2 separate regions of the Homo sapiens genome follow, and region 2 is linked to region 1. Evidence: chromatin contacts called from ENCODE Hi-C or POLR2A ChIA-PET data. All regions are on one chromosome and are shown on one strand. Each heading gives the region's core, a stretch centred on a gene start or an enhancer-like site at or near the end of the contact. The rest is flanking DNA. Distances are from core to core; before and after follow the strand shown.

Region 1 (6,817 bases), core at 2,194-4,693:
AAAACTGTGGTAGGTCACAAGATGGAAGGTGGAGTGAAGAGTTTGTATTTACGTGTACAGATAGTCTATTACTCATTCAGGGTAACTGCATTCTATAAAGTTGTTGTGAACACTGAATTATTGAATATTGAATGATTGCTTCTAGAGAAAATACAGGGCTAGGTTCGGTCACATTTTTGTCAACTTATCAATACATAATGTTGTTTTATGTGTGTTTCTGTTTAAAGATAGTTTATTTAATGTATATTATTGATTAATTAATGTTGAACTCACAACAAAGAACACTGTAATTCATACCTGAATGAAGCTTATCACAACAGCCTTCTTTTTTTCCTTTTTTTTTTTTTTTTTTTTTTTTTTTTTTTTTTTTTTTTTGAGGTGGAGTCTCACTCTGTTGCACAGCCTGGAGTGCAGTGGCACGATCTCGGCTTACTGCAACCTCTGTCTCCTGGGCTCAAGCAATTCTCCTGCCTCAGCCCCCCGAGTAGCTAGGATTACAGGCATGCAACACCATGCCTGGCTAATTTTTGTATTTTTAGTAGAGACAGGGTTTCACCATGTTAGCCAGTCTGTGTCCAACTCCTGACCTCAGGTGATCCACCCGCCTCGGCCTCCCAAAGTGCTGGGATTACAGGGGTGAGCCACCACACCCAGCCTTGGGGGCCATTTTAAATGGTGAAATTGTCAACAGAAAGCACAACAATGTGAAAAATATGGCACTAAATAGACCACAAAAAGGACACTTGTTTATAGTAGAGAGCTGAAACAAGAAAGCAGCGCTTCACTTTGCTCCACCTTAGCTGGGAGCAAGTGCATGGGGAGACTTGAATTTTTGGCTACTGTATTTGTGTCTGTGTATGACCATGAAAAGGCCACGAGTATTGACTCAGGTTCCAAATGAATTTTAGCAATATGTGAGTTTACAAATATAGAATCCATGAATAATGAGGGTCAATGGTATATAGACATGTAGATGAACACGCACGCGCACACACACACAGACACACACGCACTACCTAGTTTGTATAACAGGTGAGGGGGAACCAGCAGTAAACAGGAGCAAAGGGAGCCCAGCCTCTGGATCTGAGCTGGCATCTGGGCTCAGCCCAGCCCTCCTGATCACCCTCACAGCCTGTTCTTTTTGCTGCTGGGGTCTGTAGCTCCAGACAGCCCTCTCCATTTCATATCCAATAAGAAATGAATGCTGTTCAATTCCTGTCCTTAAGCTGGAACGGTCCTGGGCGCTGAATTATGCCAGGAACCTCGAGCTTGCTGTGTCTCTGGAAGTCTTTTATTGCACAACTGATTTATAATACCCAAGTAGATGAGTTGAGAGCAATTACGTAAATGCTGTTTCTCTGGGGCAGAGAAGAACGGTACGGTTTAAATGAAAAATGCAGTGCCAAGTCAAAAATTCAAATCGTTATGTATAATTACAGACCACAGTAAATCAATTTTACAAACACAGTACCAATCTCACCATGTTCCAACACCCACAGGGTAAGGTTGTGATGGTTTAGAATTTGGTAAGAGGCTGAAGGTGAAGTGAAAGTGGGAATTGGGGTGTTGTGGAGCCTCCAGAGCTTGTCTGAATCACATGGCGATTCAATCAAATATAATTAAGGAGCCAGGAGAGCCTAAACCATCCAATTTCTCCTAATTAACAACAAAAAAATCATCTAATTAGTAGTGTAAACTCAAATTCTGGTTTTTTTTTTGAATGGTCATTTATGTGTATTGTTGCATTTGACATGTAGATTGAATGCTTTAATGAAAACAAGAACCAATTCCCTAATCAGTAAATTGCCCTCCTCACTGCCATGCTGAGAATCTGCTGTTCTCCTCCTTTTATCAAGGAGCTAAGTTAAGAATTAGTCAGGGCTACATAATACATTTCTAATTATTTACAGCCCTTCTCCTGAAACTAGAAAGAAAAGAAAAAAATACTGTTTGATCAAGGCAGAGTTTAGGGTTTCATACTCAGAGAAATCCTAGTCATGCATGTGGCTGCAAGGCTCTGCTGGCCGTAGGATTTAGGCATCCTCTGATGATGCCTGTCCTTACCTGATCAGTGAGAGCCACTGTTCCATGTTATCTGGGAGCCTTTAAGCTTCAGTGGCAGTGAAGGAAGACCTGGCCTGCGGTTCAGCTCAAGACAGGAGTTAGTAGACACAGTTTTAAAATATCCTTTGGTACCTCCATTCAAGCAATTGACTCACTGCTCTTCTTGACAAGTGCTGGTAGCAACAAGGTGTAAAAGGACACCCTGATGATTTGTTCAGCGACTCTGGCCATCTCCTTGGGACTGATGCTCTGAGAGGGTCTTGGTGGCTCAGTCATGAAATCCTGGCTATTTGAAGTTCCAAACTTGGATGGTCTTGCTGGTTCCCACACTCAGTAGCAGTCTAGGTGGTGCCGTTAAGCGCGGGATGGATGCTGTATTGCATAAACCTCAGAAGCACTTTCTGCATAGGCATGTGAGCTGATGAAACAGCACTTACAATTTGAGAGTTATCTTTTAAGAAAAGGGTAGGAGGCAAGTTTTTGTCATCTAGCTTCCTGAGTTTCTCTACTATCTCGCTTCTCTACACACAGTGACTGGAGCATTTTTACAGATACGTGGGAACATTAAAAAAGAAATATCGGCTTAAATTCACTCCTGGCCACTTGCTTAACTCCATTATTTTCCCTACTTGGTGAAATAATAAAATTCTACAGTTCTGTCTAAACTCATTTCTAGAAATATCTTCATTTTATGTGGATAGAAATTCATGGACAAACTTAAGGGTTTAGTATAATGGTAGATACAAAAAGAAACAGTACAGGAAAGTAGAAGTTAACCCAGTATGAAGGAGACTTCAAAATAGCCAGGTTGATCCCATCGTTTCTTGAATTAGCCTACACATTTGCTTCAAAGGTGGAAAATTGCTTTCATAGTTGATGGAAGTTGTCATTGGTTTTGATAGGATGGAATGAGAGGATTGAGGTAGTGTCCTTTTAGGATTTCTTGATTTGAAGCTAAGTGTGGATGAAATTTACTGATTTCTATTTAAAGTATATACATATTGGCTTCTTGTCTAGGTATTTCATAAATAATGACAATGTAAAGTCAAACAGCCGTTATCTAAAATAGATTTTCTACTGGATGACACCCAGTTTTGCCATTATAGAGGCTGACAAAAGAGGACAGATGAAATATACCAAAGATTAGTGCAATAATAAAAGTCTGCCAGAAGCATTCTAATTTATTTCTTAAAAGCTCAAATGTTTAAGTGATAATGTGAAGGCAGAAACATACATCTTTGCTCTGCCCAAAAACTGAGCCATCTGTAGAGTAGTAAGAGCTGACACCAGTGACAAGGACTCACGGTACTAGGAAAGCCTCCCCATGTGCTTTTCCCTGCATCAGAATGCTTTCATTTCAGTGCTGAATAAAAACGAGATGTCATGGGGGAAAGAGGAAGTTAGCTGTGTGTATTTGTCATCCCTGTTGTGATGTTCTTTGCAGCTTTTTCTTCTTCTAGAGTCTCCCTTTGGTCTGATTTGCATAGGCAAGTATACACTTTCTTTTCACCGAAAGTGTGTGGCTTCCTCCTTGGGCTTGTCAGGAACATCCCGTCCACCAACCACATCTTTGCTTTGTAGCATGTTCTCTCTTCTTCCCCCGGAATGAGGTGGAGTCCAAAGTCTGTTTAGGGGAATCGTCTTCTGGTGTCCAGATGTTCTAAGCACTGGTTTTTCAAGCCTTTGGTCAAGAAGCAGAGAGCAAGCATGCAGAGTTGAGGCTTTTAACCTTTCAGATTGGCTTTTAATCTATTCCCTGAAGCAGTGATGACAGAGCATGTTATTTTTAACCTTAGTGATTAATATTCCCCTCTCTTCCTCTCCCTTCTACCCCACTTACACAAATCTGGTGTTATTTTTTTTGTTGTTTGTTTGCATGATGTCACTGATCAAATACTCTGGTTTTGTATGTTTCAAAATGTATTCTTGAAGTACTATTAATCTTTTCTTCTCCAAAGATTCCCACCACAGGGCTTCAGATTACTGGTTGTGACACCACAAAACCAACTAAAGAAGAGGAATCCAGGGTGTAATATCATTTCACCACTGAGCCTTGCTTAAAATGTTGACTTTTTTAAAGCAAATGCCTGGAATTATTTATACAAGTGGTGTTAGCAGAACATTCTTTGAAAATTGAAAGCCTTTAGTGGTTCTTAGATGCTCTGAAACTGGTGTTATCGAAAAAATTTGTGGGATAGAAACTGGAATATCCCTGAGAAGCAGGCCGAAACCTAACAAAATGAACAGAAACACCCAACCCTTCCCAATTCCTTTGAAACAATCACCTTTTTGTAGCTAGCAGTGGGCTGAGCTTTTTCTTCTTTAGACTTGATAAGTATCAAACTATCTCCTGCAGCAAAACTTAAGAATTATATGCTGTGAAGCCTCAAATTTTTGTTTTCAGCAAAGGTTCTAGTGATACTTCTGAATTTCTTTGGGGAATGAGCCTAGAAAATATTGTTAAAGTAACAGATGAGTAAAATTAGCAACATAGAAGTAAAATTCTGCCCTGCTTTGTCCTAAGTATGTGGACACACAGCATACATCACCTGAGTCACAGGGAATTGGCCAGGACCTCTTAATTCAAGAAGAATATTGTAAGATATTTTAAAATAATGTGCAAACACTTGGCATCCTCATTCTACCTTTTAAAACCCCTAAATTGCTATGACTTATTTTTATAAGGTTTAGTTGTGCTAGCTATTTGGATTGAATTATATCATGTGAGCATCTTGAAATTTGAAAATTTAATGAAGCGTATGTTTTTCTATGAGAAAGGCAGCTTCTTGAATTAAAAATGAAGAGAGACTAGCTTAGAAGGAAAAAAGATTAAAGTTGCAAATCATCTCTATGTGGCTGGACTCATAGGGCATGATGAGAGCACAGAACCCAACCTTGGGTTGAGAACCCAGGGAATTTGGTTTGGTATAGAGAATGATATTAGGAGTGTAGGAATATTTAATGCCCTTATTCAAAAGGAAGTCAAATTTCTGACAGTTTCAGCAGCTTCAGCTTCTAGACTCTAAAACAAAATGCTAAGCCTGGAAATAGTTCAAAACACATAGTGACAGCAAAAAGAAATAATGGTTGGCTTGAATTTGAGGAGATAGTTGAACAATTGAAGGTATACAGCACACAGGTTCCTGAGGCTACCCAGACTGCCCATTGAAGGCTCACTCAACAAAGACGGCATAAAGCAACAAATCATCTCTGTCAAATGAGTGTGCTAGACCAAGAGTACACATGAACGGTGTAAGTTAATAGCTAATATTTAAAAATCGGGGTCCCCATTAAAACCACAATTGTATTTCAAATCTGCTGATTTTTTTAAAAAAGACGAAAGGTCTATGTACTCAGCATAGGTTTAATTTACATTATATTAATTTGTTGTATTAATTCCAATACCCTCTCTATATGTAGAAAAGTCATCCATGACATAGTATTTCATCCACTAACAAGGCTTGGTGTACGTAGGGATTTTGGGGTCTTTCTACTACCCAGAGACCCACAGCTCCCAGATTAGGCATTACTAAATTATATTCTTTCAGAAGGCTTCCAGTTCTAAAATGTTAGGAATATATGTTCATAACATTTTTAAAGCATGCTTTAAATAATTTTTAAATCATTTAATTTATTATAAATTATTAAAAATTATGCTTTAAATAATTTTTAAAGCATAAACTGCATTCAGCGTGTAAATTTAAAGATAGCAGAGAAATACGCAATGTATCTTTGACAAATCTTTGTTAAAGTTTGTTGGGATAAAGTTTTGGTGTAAGACTCAAGCTTCAGTTATCTGGACTATTTGCTTATGTGGATCACTTTTCTCCTTGACAGTGAGGTATGTATTTAACCTAACAATGAACCAAGGAGATAGTTGGGCCAGTATCCCAGACTTTCTTCCATCCATAAACCCCCTTATTTCTCATATTAGAAGGCAGAAAAAAGGTAGTTATAGTTAATTTTCCTTAAAGAGTACTAAATATTCTGAAACATCTTTTCCTGACTCTTATTTCAATAAATAAAATCGAGATGGAGTCAAAGTTGGTCAAAGGAAATGGGAAAGAAATCTGAATCCCAGGGTTTAAAGAAAATACTTAAATGAACAGAATGCAGAGCCAGGTGTCATATTTTCCCCGTAAAAGGTGCTGAAAGAGTTCTCATTAAAGATGCTAGGAGATGAAAAAATCATTAGGTTAGATGAGGTCAGAAGAGTTGACTGGTCCTGATAGTATGACCAAGTTTAAAACAAGATTATAAGAACCTCTGAACTCCCATCACACTGCCCGACTGCTGTAGCAAGATTACTTTTAACTGCTGTTTCCATATTTCAACTAGACTTACCTAATACTTATTATTTACTTCGGATTCATTTGAATTTAAAAAGTTCCAAAAATTAGTGTCCTAATGATATATGCATGCGTGCATACTGGCATATATATGTGTATATACGGATCTAAAATTTTTATAGAGGTTTTTAAAAATACAAGCAATTTTGGATTCATACTGTATACAATTATTAAATGTTGGTTTCCATGTTTTAAGAGGAAAAAGGCACAATTTTGTTCCCCTGAGTAATTTTCAGTATGCTTTTCAATATAATGAATCCATCCTGAAATATGCTGTCCCTCTACCCACACTATTATGAAAGTCACAAATGCAGTATAAATTGAGGACCTCAGTTCTGCTGGACTTGCCAATTTCTAATCTAGGTTGAGATTTTTTTTTAAAGGTATACTTAATTTGGCAGCAT
Region 2 (6,817 bases), core at 1,677-4,176, 220 kb before region 1:
AAGCAGTCTGGTGAGCTAGTGGAGCTAAGGAGCCATAGCTTATGAGGGTTTTACAACCAGAGGTAAATGGCTGGAACCCTGGATCTCCGCAGTGAGGGCTGGCCTGGTACCACAAAAAGCCAGATGAAACCCGCTTCCCCTTAGTGAGGACCTACAGGTGTCATGCAGAGCTGAGGTCTCATTTTCCTGACCTCCACCATCAGGTCATATGAACACCTTGTACAATCAGATACTGTCTTGGGAAGAATCAAGAGAAGAGAGAGGAGAGACTAAACATTTTCCTAAAGGAGACCAGCTTCCTAAAAGGTGCAATTAAACTTGAAGAGTCTAAGATACTTTTTTTTTTTTTTTTTTTTTGCCGGAATCTTATTCTGTCGCCCAGGCTGGAGTGCAGTGACACAATTTCAGCCCACTGCAACCTCCACCTCCCGGGTTCAAGCAATTCTCCTGCCTCAGCCTCCTGAGTAGCTGGGATTACAGGTGCCCGCCATCATGCTGGGCTAATTTTTGTATTTTTAGTAGAGATGGGGTTTTGCCATGTTGGCCAGGCTGGTCTCAAACTCCTGACCTCAGTTATCTGCCCACCTCAGCCTCTCAAAGTGCTGGGATTACAGACGTGAGCCACCATGCCCGGCCTAAGATACTTTTTATTGATAAATTTAAGCTCACATTGTCTTCTCTTTTTACCCCGTCTAATAGTAGGGTGGGGCTTCTTTCTTTTTCTTCTTTTTTGAGACAGGTTCTTGCTTTGCTTTTTTTTTTTTTTTTTTTGAGACAGCGTCTTGCTGTGTCACCCAGGCTGGAGTGTAGCGGCACAATCGTGGCTCACTGCAGCCTCAACCTCCCTTGCTCAAGCAATCCTTCTGCCTCGCCCAGTTAATTTTTTAATTTTTTGTAGAGACAGGGTCCCACTATGTCGCTGACGCTGGTCTCAATTCCTGGGCTCAAGCCATCTCCCTGCCTTGGTCTCCCAAAGTGCTGGCCTTGGTCTTCCAAAGTGCTGGCATTACAGGCATGAGCCACCATGCTGGGTCTAGGGTGGGGTTTCAAGCTAAACTAGATCAGTTATAGATAATAAAGAACAGTCATTCTTCCTGTTCATCTGAGAGTCAAACTTTTTTTTAAAAAACTCTAATATAGATACTTTGTGCTTCCAAGTAATCTCATGGAGAAAAGCTTATTTCATTTATTTATTAATTCAGTAATATGACTACCCGACATATACTAGGTACCGGTGGCACAAACATCAATTATGTGTCATTCCTGTGCTCAGAGAGCTGGGTTCCTAGCAGGCTAAATACACTAGTGAGCAGGTGCTCACACCAGAAATAAGAGGGCTCCCATACAGTTACATACTGGGTGCTTTGGGAGAGGCATCTCCCCAAGGGTTTGGAAGCATCCAGGAAGGCTTGCTGGAGAAGGGAGCCTTTCAGATTGGCCAATATTTTTGTTAAGTGACAATATCAAATGATGGCAAAACTGTGGATGAAAAACTGGGAATACAAATTGGTACATTTCTGGAGAGCAGTGTTTTTACAAAATCTTTAAAATGTACATTTTTTAAAACCATAGTTCCACCTCTAGTAATTTATCCTAAGGAAATACTTTAGCTGTAGGGATGTTCATTGCAGTGTTATTTATAGCAATGAAAAATTCTCCAACAGTTGAGGGCTGATTAAAGTATATATTTTCACAAATCAGATATATAGTAATTAAAAATTGTGTTGTAGAAGCAAGCTTCTCAAACAGTGCTGCTCCAGAGACTACGTGCTCATTTGCCAAGGAATATGTGAGGCCATAGGACAAACTTAGTTCATCTTTCTCAACACGAATTTTACTGGTGATTTAGGAGTGTGACAGAGGCTACTAGTTAACTATCCCAATGTCCATTCTCTTTCCTCCTCAGTAACAAAACTCTTGATTTGTACCAGGGTGTGTTGCTGCTCACGAATAATAAGACTACATATCCCCATTCTCTGATGTGGCTAGATGTGGCTTTAGGAGTAAATGCAAACCAACGAGGTGTCAATGAACTGTTATGAAAGACTTTCAGGGAGGCCACCTTGATGGAGCTGACTCACAGGGTTGAGACAAGGGAGTGACCATTTAGCTACTTTCAGTAATTTTTAAAAAGCTTCTGTGTGATTTAAAAAGTTTTTTAAAAATTATTCTTAAAGTGGAAACAAATACAGTTTCAAATGTTTGGCTAATTCTAATTTGAGGAGTACAAGAAGAGGAGAAAAGGAGGGGGATGTGGGAGGAAGCGGATGCTTTATTTCTAAGAGAATCTTGGATAAGCAATGCTGATTTTCCTCTATGATTAAGTCCAATCTGAAAAGGCTGACAAGTCTCGTATAAATTGCTTGTGGTAGAGACTCCTTTTTTTGTGTTTTCACTGTGCTTATGGTTATTTCATTTTGTAGAATCCAAGATGCCCGCCCTCCTCCTCCTCCTCCTCCACCCTCTCCCAAATTTGCCTAAGATATAATAGGCAGGGTTTCAGGATTTAGAAACGATGCACGTAGATTTCAGACTGCGCCTCTCTCTGACATCAGAAAACCTACATTGCCTAAGGCTGGCACAGAGTTGGCCCCAAAGTCTACTTAGAATTTGCCGGCGGAACAGCAATGACCACTGGGCCACAGCGCTTAAGACGCCCGCTGGGTACCAATCCTGGGAGTCGGGGGCGGTGCGAGTCGGGCCCCCCCCATCCCAGGTCTGCGTAGCCAATAGCTCGGGACGGGAGCGGGAGGGGCGTGGCGTGTCCGGCAGGGGGCGCCGTGATTGGCACGCCAGCTCCCGCTGTCCGCGAGGCTGCCCTAAAGTCTAGCTCATGAGAACCCCAGGCAAGTGCGGACCTACAAAGTTTGTCCGCTCCGGGGCACTGTAGTGGCTTTTACCCTGGCCGGGCGGGCGGGGCTCAGCCGGGCTGGGCTGGGCTCCGCGGCTGGAGCCGGGCTCTACCCAGAGCAAGACCCTGATGGCTGCGGTGTTTCTGGTAACGCTTTATGAATACTCGCCGCTTTTCTACATCGCGGTGGTCTTTACCTGCTTCATCGTGACCACCGGCCTGGTATTGGGATGGTAAGTGTCCCAGGGGTGAGAGACGAAGGGGCGGATACCGCCAGAGTGGGGTCGCGACGAGCAGCAGGGGGCACCGGAGCCGGAGGGCCGCGGGCCGGAGGACGTCGGGGATTCGGTGTCCCCGGGTGCCTAGAACTCCGACTTTCTCTGGGAGGAAAACAAGGTGGACGCTGCACCTGCGTCACTGCCCTGCATCACCGTTTGGTCCGTGTCGCTGGGGCATCTTGGGGTGGTACCGCATTGGGGTGTTTTACTCAGCTTTGTTTCTAGGCGATAAAGCAGCCAGGAAGGGCTTGGGCTTGGGCTTGGTGTTGGGAGAAAGTGCTTCTCTAGTAGGCTTCTGTCCCGGATTCGGGCCTACTGTGTGTCCTGGATGAGTTAGTCACCTGTGCTACAGTGCACAGACTGGACAGTAAGCGAGGTTAACAGTTGTGATTCTGACCTGAATGGAGCCCTTAGCCTCAGATCTTTCAGAGTAACTTGTAACTGAACTGTTACCGTTTGAGAATTTAATGGTTTCTGTATACATTCCACACCTTTTGAAGTAATATTTAGTCGATAGAATTGTAAAATCATAATTTTAGAGCTGGAAGAGACCTTAGAAATATGTAACACCGAGGGTAGGACAGTTGCCTATTGGAGACAAGGAGAATGGTCTGTTAGATAACCGCTGAGCAATTCTTCTAGCCTAGAGGTTCAATTTCTCTCTTGAGGAGATGCTATTGTATCATGTTTAGACAAGCCTTGTAAATAACGAGTTGAAACCGTGTAACTAGCCCACAACAGTTTTTCTAGGCTGCAGCCTCCAAAATCCCTTTGAGATGATAATAGTTACAAAAAGATCAAACAGCAGTTCTAAGTGGATAACAGCCATGGTCTGAAGAGGTCAGAGGGGACTCTGTTGAAGAGGGACATGAGCTGGATTTTGGAGAATGAGCATTTTGAAAAATAAATGGAGTTAAATGTATATAGTAGGGAAGAAAAAGCATCTCAGAGAAGACAGCATGAGCATAGGGGCAGAGAACATGTTAGTGAATAAAGAAGGCTACGTAAAACGAGTTTTAAAATAGCCTTTGGTCACATATATGTGATTGCCTTAAAGAACACGGGCCCTTGTCGGTTTCTGAAAATATATGCCATCTTTAGGAAGTGACAAAAGTTTTAACCTGTCCACACTGCTCCTCACCCTACCAGCAATAGAGCATAGAATTCCTTGCCTTGTATGTGGGTGAGGATTGGAAATACAAATTCCTTATTTGTGGGGGTAAGATTGGAAAACAAAGACCAATCTTACACAATTGGTTATTCTTGACCCATCAGATTTTATTGCTAATGTTCATTACACAAAAGTTTGTAATTGGAATGAGGAAGGTGTTGCCCATGTGAGAAAAGCAGTCTTAACACAAGATTTTTAAATGACTATAATGTTAGTGTTATTCTCTTAATGAAGCATAATTTTCCTCCACTAAGGAAAATAGTAACTAGTTGATAATTGCCTTATGTGCTTTAATTTTTATTTTAAATAGGCCAACTAATTAGATATCTTAGATATCAATCTTTAGTATTGGGAAGAGGGTAGTCAGGAGCCTCATGTTTGTAGTGGTTAACAGACAGACTTTGGAGTCAGTCAGACATAGGTTCAAATCCTGGCTCTGCCAGCTTTAAGACTTGGTTTGAAAATTTAATAATTGCCAAATCACCCCATTTAGGTAAGACTTTTTACAAGAGTGGAAGCCCATGTAATTATAGAACGTTTGGAAGTCTGGGCTAAGCACTGCTGAGGCCACAAGACCATGTAAATCCAGTCACTTCCATCCTAATTTAGGCCTAACCAGTCATCTTGTGCCTAACCCAACCATTCTCTCCATCCGAGTTAGTTTTGCCCACGTAGATAAACTTTTTACTATGTTTATTTGCAAACTTAAGCCAAGGCCATGTATTTATTGACTAGAAATGATGAAAACTTGGACACCATCTAAATCGCATAAAAACATCTTTCTAATAGTACCAATAGTACCCCAGTCAGAAGGGTAAACTAGTTAATACGCATGTTTTTCACCCTTGTCATTGTTTTGTTTTGTTTTAACCTCCCATAATACCATCTCTACTGTTCATGTGTTTTCTGTCATGGTTTTTCCCTTGGTACTTCTCTGAGTTTTTCACTATTTGCTTCTTTCCACTGTTTGCCATGTCTGCCTGCACTGTGTGGGAGTGGAGAAAAAACAGGAGCATATGATTATTGGAATCCCAATAGCAATAGCAAAGAAGCATGCAACTGGAAATATAGTATTTTTCTTTCACCATGTGGTGGTTTCTGTGATCTCTGATAGCTTTCTGCAGGCACTGAGCACAAAGAAGCCCAAAAGTCCATTTACATCCTTTAACAGTTTCAAATAATCAGGGACCATGACTCCAGTAGCTATTCCCGGCCTCCTCTTGACCACAGTTTATTAAGCTGTTGACCTCAACTTCATACCACCCTCTGCTTTGTGAATCTAGGGCAGAACTCTAAACTACATTTCTTCTTTGCAAGCTGACTGCCCATTGGGCTTTGCCAACAAGGGAGGGAGACTGGAAAGCTGGAAGAGGATGAAGGGACTTGCTGCTTCCTGTTGATTCCTTTTCTTGTCTGTCACTTGCCACAATAGTGCCTCACTCTGGCATTAATAGTTGGTCCCACTTGTTCCAGTTTATGCTTTCCTACTCTGCTAGAATCAGCCTTATGCACTTCCTTAAAGATACCAGTATCCTTTCCTCAGATCTGAGTCCTGAGCTCCATAGAGTCTCTCCTCCACATTTCTAAACTATAGTAAATTCTCTTTATTCTCTTTTCTCTGTTCCCTTGTCCTAGGAGTGATAGCTGCTTCCTGCTGTTACTACTTCTTATCACATAAGTAGGACTCAGTGTCCTCTTTTTGCCTTTTCAGTTCTTCAACATATGGTTAACATTTTTCATATGAAAATTTCTCTTGATGTTGATGCTGACAACTTTAAAAATCAAGTCCAATCTCTCTGTTAAAATAACGGATGCATTTTCAGACTCCTGCCTGGACCCTGACTGATAAAGAAATTGTCACTAAGAATGGGATCCTGGTGAGAAAACTTTCAAAGATAGAATTTGGGGGCATCGGTTTGGTAATTTCTTTAGCTCTTTGCCAATGGGAAATAATCTAGTAACCCACAACATGTAGTGGCATCACAATCAAATTGATACATTTGGTTGATTGTGATAAAATTATTTCTGAAGCTGTGTGCTGGAGGACCAAGTGGCTAAAGCGCTTGACTGTTAATGGCAGTAATGATGACTACAGGGACTGAGGGAGAAGTGAGAAGTGAGATAGGTGCTTCTTTGTTCACTGGAGCACTGACAGAAAGCAAATGACAAACTCAGGTCTTCAAAGCGTTAGATCGGTCAAGTCTTAGAGAATCAAAAAGTTTCCATGGTTCTAAAGCACTTCATTTTGTGTAGCCACGGAAAGACTTGCTAAAAATTGGACACAGTTTTATGTTATGTTATGTTATGTTATGTTATGTTATGTTATGTTATGTTATGTAATGTTATGTTATGTTATGTTATTTTTGAGACAGAGTCTTGCTCTGTTGTCCGAGCTGGAGTGCAGTGGCATGATTTTGGCTCACTGCCTATAATTCCAGCACTTTGGGAGGCTGAGGCAGGAAGACTGTTTGAGCCCAGAAGTTCAAGACCAACATGGGAAATATGGCAAAACTCGGT

Evidence for each region. Hi-C counts contacts between places; a loop is a spot of excess contacts on that map. ChIA-PET counts read pairs that join two places held with the same protein, here RNA polymerase II (POLR2A). Pooled maps may share reads with other maps.
Region 2: a map with no recorded cell type shows a loop between it and region 1 (6-fold over the local background). The contact joins the promoter of CGRRF1 here to the enhancer-like site in region 1. A Hi-C loop is called at or near these places in 4 of 37 single-sample maps with no recorded cell type and 9 of 50 pooled maps. POLR2A ChIA-PET finds 5 or more read pairs at or near these places in 1 of 52 experiments (activated T-cell).

The regions. Positions count from the first base shown.
Region 1 is chr14:54,726,833-54,733,649 of GRCh38, forward strand. All of the region lies in intron 3 of SAMD4A (sterile alpha motif domain containing 4A), which reads left to right. Among named protein-coding and RNA genes, the nearest start is that of SAMD4A-AS1, 42 kb to the left of the region's middle. RefSeq lists a silencer at 3,539-3,833 and enhancers at 3,620-3,739, 3,840-3,919. Within about 2 kb of position 3,444, at least 11 of the 41 ENCODE cell types and tissues checked have a DNase peak (open chromatin) inside an H3K27ac peak, as active enhancers do.
Region 2 is chr14:54,506,980-54,513,796 of GRCh38, forward strand. It overlaps CGRRF1 (cell growth regulator with ring finger domain 1), which reads left to right and starts at 2,927. Exons shown (of 6, transcript NM_006568.3): 1 at 2,927-3,084. The coding sequence starts at 2,981. RefSeq lists silencers at 2,588-3,017, 2,817-3,002 and an enhancer at 3,178-3,407.